Regions from separate parts of the Homo sapiens genome. Here region 1 is linked to region 2. A link is a loop called in an ENCODE intact Hi-C map of the cell type or tissue named here. Cell type or tissue: ascending aorta. All regions are shown on one strand. Each heading gives the region's core, and the rest is flanking DNA. Links, peaks and the distances in the headings are about the cores only. Region 1 has its middle 18 kb from the start of ADRA2C. Region 2 has its middle 20 kb from the start of LINC02171.

Region 1 (4,387 bases), core at 214-4,213, 90 kb after region 2:
GCTGCCTGTTGCACGGAGTGTAGATACGACTGCCTGTCTTTACAAGCAGCAGCACAGGAAGAATAAACAAGACAACAATTAGATTAGCTTCCTGCAGGGAGTGGGGGAGGGGCGGGGAGGGATTCTCCAGGGAGGCAGCCCAGCACACCTTTTCTGCACTTCTGACTTGCAGAAGCATATTCGTGTTCTACATATTAAATCAGGAGGTATGAGAAAGGGAAAAATAAAATGGACAGAAAACGGGAAAAATGGGCAAATTACATCTCAAATGAAGAACACAGCCACAGTGGAAACCAAAAAGAAATGAAGAACTAATCCAAGAAGCCATGAACACGGTGTCTGTCCGGCAGCCTCAGGCAAGGTCAGAAGGTAAGCGGGGAGTGCGAACGGGCCCAGGGCAGCTTCTCTGGTGCATGAGTTTTACTCTTGTAGTGGAATGAACATGGCCACACTAAAGGCATCACAGGCGCTGGCACAGCCGTGCACACCAGGTCACACATCCACGTCACTGGAAGAAGAGACAGACCATCAGGAACGTGGAGGGCCAGGAAGAACCCCTCAGGCAGGGACTGCACGTCAGCGTGAGTCATGCTCTCAGAAACACGCATGCGTGCGTCATGCTCTCAGAAACACGCATGCGTGCGTCATGCTCTCAGAAACACGCATGCGTGCGTCATGCTCTCAGAAACACGCATGCGTGCGTCATGCTCTCAGAAACACGCATGCGTGAGTCATGCTCTCAGAAACACGCATGCGTGAGTCATGCTCTCAGAAACACGCATGCGTGAGTCATGCTCTCAGAAACACGCATGCGTGAGTCATGCTCTCAGAAACACGCATGCGTGAGTCATGCTCTCAGAAACACGCATGCGTGAGTCATGCTCTCAGAAACACGCATGCGTGCGTGAGCACGTGCAGACGCGTGTCCTCGTGTGCCTGTCTTTATGTCCGTGTGTGTGTGTGTGTGTGTGTGTGTGTCTCTGGGTGATGTGCCTGTGTGCATCTCTTAGGTCTGTCGGCTGAAAGGCTTAAAACCCTTCTATCTTTGACACTGGCACCCAGACCTTGCCACTGGCTCCCAGACCTTGGTTGCTAATATATTACCCATTATATACCCAGACCTTGGTTGCTAATATATTACCCATTATATACCCAGACCTTGGTTGCTAATATATTACCCATTATATTACCAGGGCTCCTCAGAGAAGTGGCTGATTTTAGGGCTGGTGCAAGAAAAGTACAAAAATAGCCTGGAACATCATGTTATGCCAGAAAGTAACGAGGCACACACACAGGCAAACAAAGGTGGCATGTCACAGACTCCAGAGCCAGCACGGAGGGGCGCCTTCTGACCAAATTTGGAACCATTTGAGCACCAAAATATGGAAGTACAGCAATGAATCACAAATCCTTGAAAAAAAAATGGGGATCCAAAAGAACATACTATAGTAGCTGACGGATGATTGATGGCCAGAGAGATAGAGATGATTGATAGGTCGATGATGTGTAGAAGATAGACAGGTAGGTACATGATAGGTAGATAGACAGATGATAGATATGTGACAGGTAGGTAGATAGGTAGGTAGATGGATTACACAGATAGCTGATTGATAGACGACAGATTGAGAAATAGATGGATAGATAGATAGGTAGGTGACTGATGGATGATAGGTGAGATGGAAGGGCTGTTGTTTCAGCGGAAGGCCAGCTGCTGACTGGTGAATGTCGGGGAAGTGCCGGGTTCCAAAGCTGACGTTCTGGCCGGCGTCGTTCACGGGACATTCCTCCAGGGGGAGCTCTGGTGAGGAGCAGACCGTGTCCATGCTGGTAAAGCGTCCCCCGCCCCGACCCCCGAGAGTGCCCCTGAGCTGGAAGGAAACACTGAGCGGTTGTCCAGCAGATCACTCCGCAGCTCCTCCATCAGAAACATCACCAGCATCAGAAACAACACCAGCAGTGAGAGGCGAATGGACATCCTGTGCCCAAGAAAGACACACACTCTTTCTTGTGGCGCTGAAGCCAAAAATGTGCAGGCTCCGTCCAGTCCCAGGAACTGCCAGACGACCCCAAATGAGGACCCATCTATTAAAAAAAAGCCCCGTGTTCTTCCCAAATGTCAGCAGTGTACATGACCAAAACCATGGAAATGTTCCAGATGAAAGAGAACCACAGAGACAAGACGCATCAATGCAACACCTGACCCCAGAGTGGCCCTGTGCTGGAGGACAAGAGCCGTGAAGGACATTCTGGGGTCAGCTGGGAACACGGGAACACAGCTGGGAGAGAGGACTGTGTTAGGATGCGGCTGTGATGGCAAGCTCGCATCCTAACACAGTTAGGGATGATGTGGGAAGAGCTGTCTGTCTCTAGGGTCTCTTTAAAGGCAAGGAGGTGTGATACATGCTTGCAACTTAATACCGAATGGTTCAGAAAAGTCACCCGCAGCGCACCAGCAAGCAAGCCAATGAGAAAATAAATGGGGCAGGCTGGGCGCAGTCATTAAGCCCAGGTGAAAGGTCTATGCTGTTCTTGTACTATTTTTATTTTTGTAGTTTTTCTGTTGTTTGAAATTATGTCCAAACAAAATGTTGAAAAAAACAACACAACGAAAACCCTGCTCTCCACCAAAGTGTCTAAGTGAGGCACACAGACATCGCATGCAAGCAAATCGCTGCTGTTTGCAAAAATCTTGCAAAGCGGCCAACTCATGCCCCCTACCTAGTTACCCCTCCAGGAACCCTTGAGATAAATGATGCAAGAACACCCCACCATCATAATAATAAAGCTTGTACAGTAATAACAATTATAATCTGCTGTAATAACGAACCCCCGTGTGTGCACACCACTTCACAGTTTATAAAGCATTTACCAGACTCCATCAGATCGTCACGGCAGCGAAGTGAAATGTGTGCTCTATAAATGATGCCTCAATAAAGTTGTCAAGTTTTTAAAGGGGAGTCTTGATACCTGTTTTGCCGGGCTGTGGTGAGGATGAAGTGAAATCAGAAAAGGACAAAGCTTTGGGAATTCTGAAGCAGCTTCTCAAACGGTGGTCTCTCGGCCCACCTGGATGGCAGTCCCCCAGGGAGCCTGTTGCTGTGCAGATTCCTGGGGGCTGTCCCCAAAGCTCCAGAGAGTCTGGGACCCTCCCTTGTAGCTCCCCTGGGGAAGCCAGACCAGAGTGCAGCTGCAGAAAGGGCAGGCAGAGGCAGGAGCCCAGCCCTGGTGCCTGGTGCCCTGGGTGGCTGGGCCCAGAGCTCAGAGCACTGCCCAGGGAGCATGGTGCCTCAAACTGAGCCCCGCCCTGGGTAGGGGGAGCTGCCCACACTGACCCTTCGCAGACTTTCTCCAGTGGGCGAGTGGAGTGGGCAGGCTGTGGCCCCTCATATCCCCTGGATGCCCGCCCGGTGGAGCTCGGCTATAGGCGATCCCTAACAAGCGCTCCAGGGCCCTTGCATTCCAGGTCGAGCTGGGCGGGGTGGCTGTGCTATCAGCGAGCCCCCAGAAGCTCGCTCAGAGGGAGTGCATTTGAGCCAGCACCCAGTTGCCACCTGAGATGCAGAAGGCTTTCCTTTTTCAAAATTAAAAACAATTTAATTGCGGTCAAATACACAGAACATAACATTTACCATCTAAACCAGTTCCGGAGTGTTCAGTACATCCACACTGTGTCCCACAGCCACCACCACCAAACCTCTCCAGGATGTTTTCAGTAAACCAGAAGATGTCCCCATTAAACAACTCCCGGGCCTCCCTGGCACCCACCCTTCTATTCTCTGTCTCTATGAATTTGACTGCTCTAGGAATCCCATGTAAGTGGAATTGGATAATGTTTGTCCTTCTGTGACTGGCTGATTTCGCTGAGCATGGTGTCCTCAAGGGTCATCCATGTTGTAGCCTGTGTCAGAATGTCCTTCCTCTTCAAGGCTGAATAATATTCTGTGGTATGGATGGACCACACTGTGTTTATCCATCACCTGATGACGGACATCTGGGTGGCTTCTGCCTTTCAGCTATTGCGTTGCAGTGGGAAAGCAGCCAGGGACAGCATTGTTCCTGAACAAACGTGTGCAGCTGCTTTACCAAACCAAGTGGCGGGCCCAGCAGTACCAGCGGCTTGGGGGTGGGAGATGCACCAGGACCAGGCAGAGGACCCAGAGGGTCTGATCCCCAAAGGCTGTGGCCCTGCATGTGTGCAGGAGGCAGGGAGATGCAAACAACAGACACAGGCTGTGCACTGCTGCCAGCTGCAGCAGCAGGGACAGAAGGGAAAAACCAAGATCTGCAAAGCCATCCGTGTCTCATGAAAAAGGGTGGCCCCTGGCCTTGCCTTTCTGGAGCAACATATGTAGACGTGGGTGCACACCCACACACGCCCCCACATGCA
Region 2 (4,387 bases), core at 195-4,194:
TCCCCCAGGGCTGATCCTCCCTCCCCTAAGGCTGATCCTCCCTCCCCTAAGGCTGATCCTCCCTCCCCCGGGGCTGATCCTCCCTCCCCAGGGTTGTCCCCCTCCCTCCCCTGAGGCTGATCCTCCCTTGTTGCACTTGTTCAGAGAAAAACTTCAGGCAAATTAAAGCTGATTGAGGAGGGAACGATTCTCAGCTGGGCAGCCCCTGGGGGCGGAATAGGTTCTGAGAGACTCCAGGGTGGCCCCGCGGTTGGATAGCATTTGCCCACAGAGATGGAGGTGACGTCCAGAAACAGCCGGCTTGGTTGCTGCAGGAGTGGGTCACGTCTGTACACCTGCAGTTAGGTACAGTTCACTACAGACCTAGAAACCTTTAGGCGGAACTCACAATACAGAAGGAGGCAGCTTTCTGCTAAGCTGAATGTAACACATTTATGATTGTTACCACAGAGCACCCATGCTCCTGACCCTGTGCCAGCATTTTATGTGAGAAAGAAAAGAAACTTTTAATCTGAGGAATGTGAGCTCCGTTAAATTATCAGGCCCAGAGAGGCATTAAAATGTGACAGCAGCCACGTCCCACTCCCCCTCGAGCTAGAGAACGACCTCTTGAATCTGCCAGCTGTATGGGCTCTAGGCTGACACCGGGTAGCCATAAAGTGCCTCCTGCTGGACCCTGTAACTCATCCTCTAGAATCAATGGTGACGGCCAATCACCGATCCATGCTGTCTCTTAAACCAATGAGAACTCCTGTCAGAGGACTTTGTATCCGCCCACTCCTTACCTGCTTTGCCTTTAAAACCTGCTTGTAACAAAGGCCGAGGTAGCACCCCCAATGTCCCAGCCACCGTCCTCAACCTTGACCCAAATAAACTCTCTCTGTTCATTGTGCCTCAGTTTCTTTCTTGTGATTGACAGTGGTCATTATCACAGAAGTCCTCACTCGATGTAGGGGCTACCAAAACCACATCCCTGCCGAGACCGTGAGCCCTGGGGCGCAGGCATCCTGCCCGTCACAGCCCACAGGTCCCTATTCTTTAAAATCGCCCATCCGTGCTTTCTGTCACTTACTCATTCACACCGCGATATTCATGGGGCACAGGTGTGCTGTGTCCCGCTCCAGGGTCTGGGGTTGTGACAACAATAAGGAAGATGAAACCGCAGTGCTGTGGACTCAGCATCGTTGGCGGGACCCCCAGGGCTTCCCTCATCCCTTCTGTGGGTCTGGCGCGTGGCAGGTGCATGTGTGCTGGTGGCCTATGCACTGTGAGCTGTGGCAGGACACCCTGCAGGGAGGGCCTGGCTCCTGGCCCAGGCCTGAGCCCCAGAGCCCCCTAGAAGGATGATCTCAAACTTCAGATGCTCAGGGCTGGCCAGGCCACACCTTTGTGTCTATGGATCTGTTTCCTCTTCATTTATTGCAAAAAAAAGGAAAAAATGCGAAGCCGAGGAATCCACTCCCCGCTCTGCCCAGAGGAAAGAAGACACAAAACAAAAGGCAGGAAAGCCTGCAGGTCGGGAGAGAAATGGCACCGAGTGTGGCCAATCAGCTTCCAGACAGTCTAAGGCCTCAGTGCTTCATAAAAATAAATTGGCTGTGCGTACTTGAAACAGGAGGTTTATGACACCCGGAAGCCAGTGCACTCTTTTTTCATGCAAATAAGGATGTCAAGTCTGCCTGTGCCCGGGGATGTGGGCTCCCTCCCTCCCCTGGTCCCCCTCTTCCCTCTCCCGCTCCCCCTCTCTGCACAGGTGCCTAATGGTAATATCTGGTGTTTACTGAGCACCTAAGTGGAGGCCCTGTGCTAAGGTGCTAAGGACTTTGCATGTTCTCAATCAATCCCCTCAGCAACTCCATGAGGATGGATACAACTATTCTCGTGCCATTTTACAGATCAGCGAAGTGAGGGCCCAAGGGGCAGAAGCACGGCCAGGAAGCAACGCGCCAACTCCAAGCCCAGGCGCTGGCTGGGGTCTGAGTGAGGAGGGGTCCGGCTCCCTCTCCCACCTCTCATGGGGGCTGCCTGGGGTGGGGGAAAGGCAGGGGCTTCACCCTCTGCCTGCAGGTCCACATTCAGGTGACCCTTGTCGCCTACCCACTGACTCCCTTTCTCTGGTTTTTCAAACATGAATACACACCATGCTGATGACAAACCCAGCCCCTGACACTTTGGTGAGAATAAGCTCGTTTTTCTTCCTAAGAGGAGACGACTGGAGGAAAATGTTGGCGTCTCCGTCGCTGACCCTCCGTCTCGCTGGTGGAGGATGTGAGGCTGGAAGAGGGAGAGGAAGTCGCCCCTAAACCAGGGATCTCTGACATGGCTTTGGGGATTTGTCCTGGCTTCTTCAAGTGTTTTTCCAAAATACTTAAAAATAACATTCTCTTAACTCAATGTAACTACGAAGTATGTGCGCCCTGGCCCTCTCGGGGAGTGCGTCATGAATTCCCCAGTGGTGAGGAGGTGTCAGAGCTCAGAACACACAGCGGCCGGGCCCCACAGGAGGCTGCCAACCCTGCACCAGAAAACAATCCCATGACATCCCTAGGGTGCAATGCCTTGCAATGCCTCACGCCTGGAGCACCCCCCCGCCCGCACACATACACAGCACCCCCTCTTCAGTCTCACACCAAGGCCTGGAGCGCCGAGCTCTGAGCCACGCCTTCCTCCACCGAGGAGCCGGCTGGGCGTCCTGGAACCCTGGCTCAGGCTTCTCCTGGCACAGCCCGTCTCCACCCGGCTGGGCCTGGCAGAGGGGCCCAGGGAGACCTGTCTCTGGTCCCCACTCCCCTGTGTGCTTCCTCTCTGACCCTCCTGGTGCCTCCCCTCCCCTGTGCCTGGCAGCCTCTCCCAGGGTCGCAGTGCCTGGGGCCTTCACTGTGGGACCAGCCTTGCTTTAGTCACTCTCGGCCGTCTTTCCTCTCCCTGGGCTCAGATTTCCTTGGGAGCTTCTCTAGCATTTTATTTTACCTTGCAGTTGTGTTTGCTTTCAGCAGGCTGCTTGTCCCTGTTTCAAAACAAGGAGGATACAAACCCCACAATCCAACCCGCTGGCACCCCGGCCAGCTCTCAGCAGCCCCAGGAAGCCCCGGGCTCCCTGCCAGGCTGGGGCTTTCTCCTGGCGTCTGCCCAACCTCACACGGCATGAGGCACCCTGGTCTCCAGCCCCCGGTCCCCTTCCCTTCCCCTAAAGGCTGTTCTGTTCCATCCTGCCCTGCTCCAGGCTCCAGCAGAGTTGCACACTTTGACATACACGACATGGGGGCCGCTAGACACACGGTGTCTGCAGATCTGACATCTCCCCACACACCCGCCCTCCAGCCTCGGGGACGTGGTCTCTCCTGCTGGGCCCTTCTGGTCTCTTCTGCTAACGGCCCCCAAGTCTGTCCTGGACCTTCTGTCCCTGTCCCCAGCCTTCCCTCCTCTCCTTTGTCTCTCTGCCCTGGCCCACAAGCTCCCTGAGTCCCCAGCCAGAAAGGGCTCTGGAGGATGTGCTGCTGCCAGAAAAGTGGGTCCCGATCCAGACCCCAACACGGGTTCTTAGATCTCACTCAGGAAAGAATTCAAGCGAGTCACAGAGCTCTGCGAAAGAGGCAAGTTGATTCGAAATGACTTCATTACAGAGTAGGGCGTCCTCCAAAAGCGGGAGGATGAAGGCAGCATCCTCCACTGGTGCTGCCATTTCGTAAGAAACCATCAGGAGCTCTAACTGAGCCTGGAACGTGCAGATGCTCTCACTCAACCGAGGACTGTCAGTGACCGTGCATCCTCCAGCCTCAGCCGCTAACTGTCCTCATCCCTGAGCACAGTGGCCTGCACTCTCAGGACATCTGGATGTCCTGCAGGCTTGCCAGGAGATGTCCTGTATGGCCATAAATATTCTGCAATTATCACTGGTGGTCAGCTTAGGATGTGGCTATTTTCAGAACACAAGCATTACCTTACAGGTGCCTTGTGAGTGCCTAGTTACACACTTCAAGATGGAGTCATTCTGGTCACGTTTTATTAAACCAGGGACCTGGTGAGCAGGGGTCCCACACCTCTCCCTGCTCCCTCTGAACGCCCCCCACCACACACTTGCTGCAGGGGCCACCTCTCTCCTGGACTCCAGCCCCTGCTATCTGCCTCTGCACCGACAGGCACATGCCCACCCACCTGACTGGATAGCATGGACCTCCCCGCTGGGACACGCAGCCACTCCCTTGGAGTCTGCAGCCAGCTCTCTGGGCTCACCTCCTCCCTTTGATCCCCCACAGGCCCTTCCAAAAACTCCCAGGTCCCCAGTGGCTTCCCTGACCAATGAGGGGAGGGGGCGCTTGTCTGGGGAGGGCTATCCGGTGCTTTCTCACCAAGATGGCTCTGCCTGGCCTCTCCCGGCAGTGCAGAG

What was found. A loop is a pair of places that touch in the nucleus more often than their neighbours do. Peaks named below come from ENCODE experiments on the same cell type or tissue, not always from the same donor. Only the 100,000 strongest peaks of a DNase experiment are listed, where the experiment ranks them.
Region 1: it touches region 2 in a loop (3.0-fold over the local background); 1 of 110 quality-filtered maps calls a loop at or near these places.

What each region holds. Positions count from the first base shown.
Region 1 is chr4:3,745,924-3,750,310 of GRCh38, forward strand. No RefSeq gene overlaps it. Among named protein-coding and RNA genes, the nearest start is that of ADRA2C, 18 kb to the right of the region's middle. RefSeq lists enhancers at 1-1,183, 154-679, 3,283-3,783 and a silencer at 1,203-1,373. In ascending aorta, for the core only: a CTCF peak has its summit at 1,825 (motif pointing right); a DNase peak (open chromatin) is centred at 1,318; H3K27ac peaks cover 503 bases.
Region 2 is chr4:3,655,551-3,659,937 of GRCh38, forward strand. No RefSeq gene overlaps it. Among named protein-coding and RNA genes, the nearest start is that of LINC02171, 20 kb to the right of the region's middle. In ascending aorta, for the core only: no CTCF peak of the experiment used is centred there; DNase peaks (open chromatin) are centred at 2,551 and 3,081; H3K4me3 peaks cover 676 bases; H3K27ac peaks cover 2,063 bases.